Linked DNA regions of Homo sapiens: region 1 is linked to region 2. A link is a loop called in an ENCODE intact Hi-C map of the cell type or tissue named here. Cell type or tissue: gastrocnemius medialis. All regions are shown on one strand. Links, peaks and the distances in the headings refer to the core of each region. The heading gives the core; the rest is flanking DNA.

What was found. Peaks named below come from ENCODE experiments on the same cell type or tissue, not always from the same donor. Only the 100,000 strongest peaks of a DNase experiment are listed, where the experiment ranks them.
Region 1: it touches region 2 in a loop (10-fold over the local background); 19 of 110 quality-filtered maps call a loop at or near these places.

Annotation. Positions count from the first base shown.
Region 1 is chr11:45,086,133-45,091,506 of GRCh38, forward strand. No RefSeq gene overlaps it. Among named protein-coding and RNA genes, the nearest start is that of PRDM11, 58 kb to the right of the region's middle. RefSeq lists an enhancer at 1,134-1,870. In gastrocnemius medialis, for the core only: no CTCF peak of the experiment used is centred there; a DNase peak (open chromatin) is centred at 3,339; H3K27ac peaks cover 3,047 bases.
Region 2 is chr11:45,019,702-45,025,075 of GRCh38, forward strand. The region is part of intron 1 of LOC105376650 (a long non-coding RNA gene); the gene reads left to right. Among named protein-coding and RNA genes, the nearest start is that of LINC02685, 48 kb to the left of the region's middle. In gastrocnemius medialis, for the core only: no CTCF peak of the experiment used is centred there; DNase peaks (open chromatin) are centred at 1,477, 2,280 and 2,970; H3K27ac peaks cover 2,306 bases.

The sequences.
Region 1 (5,374 bases), core at 268-5,267, 66 kb after region 2:
ATTTGCCTCCTCCTCCGAGGTTTCTCCTTCCCTCAGTCTGTGCTGGTGGAAGGGGCGGAGTCATTTTCCTGAAAGGAGTGTTGATTGAGGAAGCACGCGCCTCCCCCAACCAGCCGTGGGTCTCAGGCAAGCCACTCCCCTCTCCAGGCCTCAGTTTTCTCATCTATAAACAGGGCCCACCATTTCCTACAGTCTCACACTAGCCACCCCACATGGCACCTGAGGGCATCTGAGTTTGAGATCCCTGGACTAACTGGTCTCAAAGGTGCCATAAAGCGAGTCTCTGGGTTTCTGTGGCTCTGGATCATGGGACAGGCAAGAGAGAGATGACTGGGCTGGGCTGAGAGGCCAGGTACTGCAGGCAACTGATCCAGTGCAGGCCACTCACCCAGGGTCTTCCTTCCCCAGTCCAGATTCGCGGCATCTCCCACCTGCATTTTGCCCCGGCCTCCTCCTGCTCTCTCCGCCCCCAGCACCTCCTGCTCTAGTCTGTGCTGTCTCATCAGGGTTCCTCTTAAAAAACTCAGATTGGATTCTGCTATTCTGTTGCTGGACAGCACCACCTATTTGCCCTAACTCCTTACTTGGCATTCAAGGCCCCTCCCAAGCCAGCCCCTGCCTACCTTCCTGGCCTTATCTCCCATTTCCCCTCACCCTCACCCTCAACTTCCTTAGTGCCACCCGGCCCATGAAGCCCCATCCTGTGTGGTGGCCATACCTTTGCATACACTAATCCCCCCACCTGGAATTCCTTCTCAGCCTTCTCCACTCAGAAAAGCCTTCAAGGCCTTGTCCCACGTTGCCTCCTCTGGGAAGCTGTCCCTGACTGTCCCTGGGTGGAGGCAGAGGCATACCTCAGCTAGAACAAGTGCCAGGTGATAGTGGAGTTAGGTGTGTAAGCTCCTCCTCCTAAACAATGAGCACCTAATAGAGGCCACAGCTTGAGCAGCAGGGCAGTAGCCCTGCCCTGGTCACCTTTTGTCTTCAGAGCCCAGAAAGGAGGCTGGACATAGTGAGCAGGTGGTCAGTACACCTTTGCTGTAGGAATAAACAACAAATAATGTGTTAGGCATTGCCCCACTCCACCTAACTCATTTAAAGTTCAAGAGGCAGGAAGATGTACACAGGTGAAGCCCCACACTGCGGAACAGTGATTCCCTTCTTCCCCTATTTGCAGAAGTCTAACCATTTACAAAGCACCTTGCAGCCCTCCCCAGCGAGCCCCTGCAAATAGTGCAGACCTCTCATTTATTATCTCTATGTTGCAAAGGAGGCCCAGAGAAGCAGAGACTGGCCAGAGGCCCCTGACTGGAGGTGGTGGAGTTCTACACAAGCCATGGCCTCCCTGGAGACACTGCTCCCTGCTGCTTGTCCAGCTGCAGGCTGCCTCCCTCCCTCCCTCTCAGGGTGGCTGCGGGCCTCTGTCTTTCTCTTGTCACGCAATGTGTATTTGAATCCATCTGGTTGCTTCTCTGAGTCTCTCTTTGTCTTCTTGTGTTTCTCTCTTACCTCAATTATTTATATTTCTGTCTCCAGCTCTCCGGGCTCCCACTCTTCTTCTGTGTGTTGGCCTTTGCCTTCTCTCTCTCTCTTTCTCTTTCTTTCTCTGTCTCCCTCTCTGTCTCTATCTGTTCCTTTCCCTCCATTTATCTTTTTCCTTCGCCTGAGCCTGTCTCTGTCCACCCTTCCCTCCATAATTAGCCTCACTTCTAGCTTTTACTCTTGGGCCCACTCTCGGGTGGGGGTGGGCAGGGGACAAGGAGGGAACATCTTTCCAGCATGCAGAAAATGGACCAATTAAAGCCACAATGCTGCTCAGGCAACTGAACAAGAAGGAAGCAAAAATAGCCCCAGGCGGGTCGAGCTGGAAAGAGGCACAGAGAAAAAGACAGAACGGGCGAAATGAATGCAGAGGCCAAAGTCACAGTCGGGCCATCGAGGGGGAAGCTCCTTCCCACCCATATCTGGAAGCTGGACTCCGGCTGCAGCATGGCAGGGTGGACCTGCCTCATCCTCAACCCTGGCCCAACCCTTTATCTCACCTGAGGACACCCTGGAGCCTGCCAGACCTCTCTGGAATCCCAGAGGTCCTGAGCTTCCTCCCAAGTTGACGCCCACCTCCTATCTCTGGACCCCTTCCCACCAAGTGGCCCAGGGGTGCTGGGAGAGGCATCCACCCCACCCTGTCTAAGCCTGGCTTTCATCCATCCTCAGGTCCCCAGGAATCCAAGGCCTGCTCTATACGGGATACTCGAGGGTTGTAGACAGAATGGTGAGGCAATGGTATGCTTAGCAAATGCCATCCCCCACCCAAGGAGCTCACAGGCTGTGGGGAAAACCAAGCAAAGAAACAGGCAGAAAAAACACACCTCGCCACACTAAGCACAGCCTGGGGAGTCCAGAAAGGGGGCTCAAGGAATTGATATCTGCCCCCAGCCTGCAGAGCCTGCAAGGGGAGCCTGCGCAGAGTAGGCAGTGAGGGCTGGAGATGAGCCTGATCAGAGGAAAACACAGGGAGCCCTCAGGAAAATGAGAGAACTCCCATGAGGCCACGGAGGAGTTGGGGGAGAAGAATGTGAGGGCTGCGCTTTGTCCAGGACAAGGTCTTGGAAGTTATTCTCAGAGCACTGGGGAGCCAGGAAGGGTTTTATGCAGGGGAGGGCAACATGATGTGCTCCTTTTTCTTGTTTGTTTGTTTGAGACAAGGTCTCACTCTGTGTTGCAGGCTGGAGTGCAGTCATGTGACCGTCACCTCACTGTAGCCTCAACCTCCCTGGGCTCAGGCGATCCTCCCAACTCAGCCTCTGGAGTAGCTGGGACTACAGGTGCACACCACCATGCCCGGCTAATTTTTGTATTTTTTTGTAGAGCCAGTTTCACCATGTTGCCCAGGTTGGTCTCGAACTCCTGGGCTCATGTGATCCACCCACCTTGGCTTCTCAAAGTGCTGGGATTACGGGTGTGAGCCATCACACCCGGCCATAATATGTTCCTTTATGGAGATTCCACTGCCTGCAGGGAGGGGAAGATGGATGAGGCTAAAGCAAGGAGAGCAGGCCGGATGCTACTGCAAAGCACTGGGGAAGAGCCAATGGGCCCTAAAATGGCAGTGGCTGTGAGATGGAGGGAATGCAGGATATGGGAGATGAGGTAAGGTGAGGTCGGGGAACCCAGCCAGAGTGACTAGGCCCCTCCTCAGCTGGAACCACTTCAGTACATAGGAATGGCTCACAGACTTTGAGCCATCTGAGGGCAGATTTCCATCCTTTTTGTACCCAGCCCACAGCCTGTGGCCTGGAACATATTAATGCTAAAAATATTTGTTAGATGAGTGAGTTACTCAATCCATCATTCCCCAGCTGGCCTCCAAGGCCAGGGCTGTGACCTGGCCCAGTTCCTCCCTGGCTTTCTCCCCAGCCCTCTTTCACGTCCTACTCCCTGCCCTCCAGCAGGCTGGATTCCCTGAAATTGCCTGGATTCATTCCATTTCTCTGCCTGGCTCATTTGATTGTGTCCTAGAACACTCTCCTCTCATTTTCACATGCCCAAGTCCTACCCACTCGTCAAGATCCAGTTCCAGTGCCCCCTCCTACATGCAGCCCTACCTTCCTCTCTTCCCTCCAGGTGCTCAGAGCACATGACCTGGGCCTCTCTTATGGCAGGGGCCACAGTGGGCCTCCTGTATTGTTCTCCACGCCTATGCTAGAATCCCTGTATACACTCAGAGCAGCTTTAGGGCAGAAATCTGGGTCTGATTCTACAGTCTTCAGGACAGGCCTGCCCCAGAGAGAGGTCTCCATGAAGACTTAATAGAAGAAGGAAGGAAGGGAGGGAGGGGAGGGGAGAGTAGACGTGTCTGTGCTGGCCATGTGTGTCAGCCAGGGGGCGAGGGAGGCTTGAATTGCTTTAGCTTCTGATGCATAAGCCATTCCTCCATCAGCTCTGCCACTCCCTGCTTGGGTGTGCCCACAATGTGGTTCTGGTTTTCTGAGCCTGATCTATACCTTACACCAAACCTGACATTAACATCAGAAATCCTGATTTTCTTCTTTCGCTAAAACCCACTGCGACTTCAACCTCACTGTTTCTGCTAGTCACAGAAATATATGGATGGATGGATGGATGGATGGACAGATGGATGAATAGATGGACAGATGGATGGCTGAATGGATGGACAGATGGATGGATAGATGGATGGATGGAAGGATGGATGGATGGATGGATGGATGGATGGATGGATGGATGGAGAATTGGTTGAATGGATGGAGTGAATGACCAAATTAATGACTAAGAGGAAATCATCCAAGAACTATGAATGATGGACCATAGGTGATGGGCTACCAGAATTTGGTGAACCTCAGTCAAATTCTGGCTATGTGTTCATTTATTCACCTGGCATTAATGGAGCACCTGCCATGTGTAAAACATTATGGTAGACCCCAGGAATCTAAACGTGGTCCCTGTCCCCATACAGCTTATAGTCTAGTGAAGGAGTCAGACAAAAAAACTGAGGAATTACCAAGATAATATAATGGGATAAAAAATATGACAGAGAACATGTGGGAAGCTGCCTGGAGCATCACTCATTCCAGAGCATCTGGGAAGGCTTCCTGGAAGAAGCGACATCTAAACTGTGAAAGGCAGGACTGATGAGTACAGGGTAGGGAGTGTGAATGAGGCTGGCAGAGGGAACAGTGTGTGTAAAGGGCAAGGAGCAAAGTTCAATCAGGGGCACGGAGCACTGGGGACAGTAGATGAAGCAGAAGAGGAAGACAGGAGCCAGATCTTTCAGGCCCTCGTGGGCTCCAAAGGAGTTCAGGCTCTGTCCTAAAACAGGAGGAATCCCTTGCAAGGTGTCAAACATGAATGCAGGAAGACTATTAATTGGAAAATGTGTATCAAAATTTCTTCTGTTAAGCAGAAAGATTATTTTCTTCTGGTGTTTTCCCATAAATAACACTGTGCTACATCTATAAATCACCTGGGAAATTTAAAAGCAGGAAACCTTGTACTGCTTTTCTTGGCGATGAAAAACCAAGAAAATGAAAACAGAATTAACCTCTTAGCCTGAAATGTAACGTTTCTCATTGACCAAGTTGAAATTGTCCTATTTCCTTTTTCATTAAAATATGACTCCATTTCATATTTATAACCCATAAGGTTAAAAGTTCAGAAATCAAAGCCCATGTCTGTTAAAATAATACTATGCTTCATTGAAAAAAAATAACCAGAATGCCAAAGTTTGTTCTTTTGGTTAAATAATACATTTTCTAGCATGGCTATGTCTCAGAAACAGTTCTCAAGTGTTCACAATAGCTATAATGAGCCTATTGGAGGAGGTATAGTTCACATGTTAAATAAATAACTACATCAA
Region 2 (5,374 bases), core at 264-5,263:
TCAAGAAGACAGACCTAACAATACCAACATCCAGTATTTCCCCTAAAGGCTCAACCCTCCCACCCACTCTTGGGCCTGGTTCTGTATCAAGAGCAAACACTAAGGACCTCCAGGCATCCCTGAAAGTCTCTAATGTGAATGTAGAGATCTAAACAGATCATGTGTTTACTCTTCTGTGTATGATCACTAATTTTTCTAACCTCAAACTCTTTGCCAATTGTCCAAACATTTTTCAGCATTTTCATTCACACAGATCATGAATGGAAGAGAGACACTACACAAGGAGAAAAGTCATCATCATATAACCATAATAATAACAAACCCCTCTATCCAAAGAGAGACAACAGCAGATAAGGCATTCATGAAAAAAGAACATAATGCCATAAAAAAGGAACATGAAGCACAAGAAGAGGTCTTGGAGAACAAAAACACAAGAGCAGAAATAACAAATTCAGTAGGAGGTTTGAGAGCCAAAGTTGAGGAAATCTCTCAAGAATATACAGTGCAATAAATCACTGAAACCAGGAGACAAATGACAGGAAAATTGGAGGACTAGTGCAAGAGCTCTAATAATCTACTACTCAAATCATAGGCATTCTAGAAACAGAGGGAACATGGTAGGGAGGAAATGTCAATAAAATAAGAGAAGAAAACTTCCTAAAAGTAAAAGACATGAATCTCGAGATTGAAAAGACCCCACAAGTGCTTACCTAGCACAGCAGATAAGCCACACGTCCAGATTTCCATCAGGGCAGGTCAAGGGAAATTTCAGGACATTGGTAGGATAGAGAAAGTCTACAAACTTTCTACAAATCAGAACAGCTTTAAACGTCTCAACAGTAATCCTGGAAGCAAGAAGACAGTGGAGCAATGTCCTTAAAATTTGGAAGGAAATGTATTCCTAACCTAGAGTTCTATGTGAAGCCAAAATATAAAAATATCCTTAGATATGCAAGGTCTCGAGAAATTTGCCTCCCACCCACCCATTCACAGGAAACTACTAGAGGATGTGCTTCCCCATAATGGGAGAGTCCAGCTCGAAGTGAAGTTTGAGTGACAGGGAAGGGAGGGCCCAGGACGCCAGTTTGGGAATGCCAGAAGTTTCCAGGAGAGACTTCAAGATATCAAATTGATATCTTGATGTGAATGAAAATACTGAAAAAGGTTTGGACAACTGGCAAAGAGTTTGAGGTTAGAAAAATTAGTGATCATACACAGAAGAGTAAACACATGAAGAAATCATAACAGTCGTAACATTGAATACCAATCTCATCAAAATGATGGCACATCTATTTAGGGAGGATGGGAGGGATGGAAGTTTAGGGTTAAGGGGTAGGGGAGGACAGAGATTTAAAACTGCATCTCCTATACCAAAGAGGCAATGGATAATGCCTAAAACTGAAAAATATACATAGCATTGCAAGCATGTTTTGTAGCAATAGAAGCCAAATGGCAGAGTGGTCAGCTGAGGGCATTGAAAGTTGTTATTTCTGGAGAAGAGGAAGTGGAGGGGGGGAAGGGCTGGAGAGAGCAGCTTGAATGAACCAGCCTCCTAAACCAGATGACTCTCTAAACTAGGCACACTTGGGTAACTGGTAAAACTGGATAATTAAAAACAATACAATTAAAGTATATGAAAAACTGGTAAATGTGAATAAGGTCTGTTTCTGAGTTAATAACATTGCACCAATGTCAATTTCCTGATTTTGACAAAGGGTGCGTAGGAATTCTCCAAACTATTTTTGCAACTTTGTGTGAGTCTTAAATGATTTTGAATTAAAAGGCTATGTAAATAACACAACAAGCATAACTACAATAGGAGAATGTGCTGTGCCTAAAGCCACACCTAACAGAGTAAAGGGCTTTGCTGGCCACGTCTGCCCAGGTCCTGGGTGGTGGGCCCAGGTGCCTCTGGCCTCCCAGGTACATCTAGACACGGTCAGACGGGGTTAATTGAAGAAACTGTCTGTCTCCAAGCCTCAGCTGAAGGCCAACATTGCTAACTCCTAGAGAGGGCAGTGCGCAGAGGCTGAGCTATTCCTCTCCAGCAGTTTTGTGCAGAGCTGTGGAGGAGAAAACAAAAATTAAACCATAAGCATGCTGCTGACAGTGTCCTTTTAAAAGGAAATAAACACCTGCCAGTCACTGCCTGGGGAAAATGAGCCTTAATCATGCGGTCGGGTGGCGTCTGGCCATCCCATTCTGCTCACATTCTCAGGGGAAGCTTGCGGGGCTCTGCAGCTGTGGGCGGTGGCCTCCATCAGGGGGCAGGGCAGGAGGGAGGTGGGCCAGGGCCAAGAAGCTGAGCGGCGCCAGCCTAGAAATTTCATCCACAGCCTCGTGGGACAGATGAGCAAACAGTGGGAAGGAGGCCCAGAGAGAACTTGAAGATGTGGAGTCAGGCTGATCTGCATTTAAACATTAGGACAACCTGATCCCAAATTACTTCAAACTGCATGGCCTCAGGCAAGAACCTCACACTTCCTGAGCCTCATTTTCTTCTCCTGAATATGGATGTTCCGTGTGAAGATTGGAAAATACTCCAGCACATTGCCAATCTACACGTGAAGAACAGTGGCCCAGAGGTATTGAGCAGCTTGCCTGGGATCACACAGCTGGCGAGGGGGGAAGCCAGGATAGGAACCGTGTTGGGAAGGGTTCAGAGTATGGCTCCACCCAAACCAAACCCTTTCCAGTCTTTGCCACTATCCCATGGTGTGCAGTTGGGGATTCGCAGATATTTACTGAGCACCTACTATGCACAGGCAGTGTTCTAGAAGCAGAAGTTGCAGCAGTAAGCAACACAGCCCCATGCCTTTAAGAAGTGGCATTCCAGTGGGGGAGGTAACTGTAGACAGAGACAGGAGACACCATGAGCCTGATGTTACAGGTGAGAGGTCAGCTGTCGAGGTATGTTGAGTACCTTGAGAATGTGTGTTGCCCACTGAAGGTGCCATACTGTCCCATCAAGGGCCCTGAGCCAGTTCCTCCATGCGGGCTGCAGGGTGTGAGTAATGAGGTGTGGATTTCAGCGTCCTGACTCCTGGAATGTGAGTGGAAAAGGCCAGTCTTAGTGGTTAGCTCAAAGATAGTCTCTGACCACGCTTAGGGCACTGGGATAATGAGCCTACACCTCTTCTTCCCAGACGCCCAAAGAGCTTCAGGGGCCTCAGGCACCACTCCTTAGACACCCATGGCTAGCTGCCCCATGGGGTCCTGATTCCTGTGAGGCTACAGGGGCCCAGGCAGGGGCACTGGACTAGGGATCTAGCCCGTGTTGTGCTGCCCACTTGCTGTGTGACAAAGGGTGAGTCCTTGCCCTCTCTGAACCTCTATGTCCTCACCTGAACAACTTGGGGGCTGGATTTAAGAAAGGCAGCTCTGGTTTGCACATTTTGACATCTTCAAACCCTCAAGCGTTTGGGGAAGCATTCCTTTATTCAGCATCCTGGAATGCTCCCTATGTATCTGGTGCTCAGTTACAACGAGGAACAACACAGATGTGGCCGCTCACTTCATGGAGCTTACAGGACACTTAAAAGAAGCAGCCGTATCTGGCATGAAGCTGATCATGATATGCCTATGAAGGAAGAGCGTAGGGGGCACCTCTGGATCACTTCCTGTTGGTGGAGTGTATGAGGCTGGGTGACTGTAGATTATAGCATGGTGGATAGAACATAGGGCCAAGGAGGAAGGCCTGGGGGGTCAGTGGGCAACCATTTGGGTCTGCAAGGGCAAGCTGGTGCTTGTGTGCCAGGACCGCAAACCAGGAGCCAGGGCTGGAGCTCCTCCAGCCCAGTGAGGTTCAAGGGAAGGGGGAGGGCAGTGGCTTCTTGTCACCATTTAGACACTGGGACCTAAGAAAATGGCTGAGTGAACTGTGTCACTCAGTTTCTGAGGCCTGCTTTCCAAGTTTATAAAACAGGCCTGATGGCATGGGTGATTAAATGACATGATACGTGAGTTACCTGCCATCAGTCAGCCCCAGTGTCCACTTCAGACCCTCTTTCAATCTACTCTCCACGGTATCAGGAGAATGAGCTTTTTGAAAACACAGACCCATCGTGCCACCCCTCTATTCACACGCTTGCCATCATAACCAGGAGAAAGTCCAGCCTCCTCACCATGGCCTAGAGGGGTCACTTTGGCTGCTGTGCTGTTTCTTGAATATGCCAAGCACACTCCAGCCTCAAAGTCTTCACACTTGCTGTTCCATCTGCCTACATTATTCCCTCCACTAGTTTACATCTTGTAAACTCCTACTTATTTGTTAAGCCTCAGCTTAAATGATACTTCCCAAGGGAAGCTCCCGTCAGGCTGAATTTGGGCCCTTGTTTGTAACAACTATAAAATCATATACTTTTTCTTCAAATCCCATATTTATTCTTGCAGTTATATGTTTAATGTGTGTCTGCCCCACCAGACTGTAAGTTCTTAGCAAACAGGGACCCTCTGCTTTGTTCATGATCATGTCTCTAGTGCCTGGTACCATGCCTTGTACATGGTAGGTGCTCAATTGTTCTTAATAAATAGTTTGTGATAGAAGGATTATATGAATGATTGAATGTCTATCACTTTACTTCAAGTTTCCCCTGGGACCAAGGCTCTGGATTGACTTCAGCAATTCTTGGCACTACCCACATTTGAAGTAGCAACCTGGACTAAGACTTCAGCACCCATGCCCCTATTCCCAGCTCTATGGGAATCTTCCAGTGAATTCTGGAAGTCATTAAACCTCTCTGGTTCTTAAGTTCCCACGTCTATAAAATGAGGAAAGAAAGCTCCTCCTCTGGTTTCCCAAAGAGTCTGGGAGGAGGAACGGCAGCAGCGCATCTGCAAAGTGCTGAGCCTCTGCAGGGGAGTGGCTGGCCTTGGTCTGCTGTACAGGGTGACACGCATAATATCCAAAAATTGGAAACCAAGGCTGTCTCTGGTTATCCTCCATGGGAGTCTGCAGTACAGGAGAGGGATTTGAAGAAGAGGATCTGTCTCCCAAGTTCACCTCACAAGATCATGGAGTCCAGTGCCATAATGGAGGGAGAATTTGGGGGAAGTTTTGGGAGGAGGTGAATATATTTTGCACGTGGAAAAATTATGGTCAAATGGAGGTTCTGTGGTGGATGAACAATGAAATCCTTTGTAGCATTTCACATTGAGGGCAAGAGTCCCTGTCACCTCTTGACCTCTACAAGAGGTCTCACAGCTCCCACTCTTGCTGTCTTGGAATCTAGCTGCCACATAAGGAAGCCCAAGCTAACTCCCTGGAGAAGCCACCTGGAGGTAAACTGAGGCACCTGATTGGCAGCCCCATCCCCATTGCTAGACTTGTGAGTGAGGCCATCTGGGACCAGCCAGCCCCTAGCTGACCTTGCCT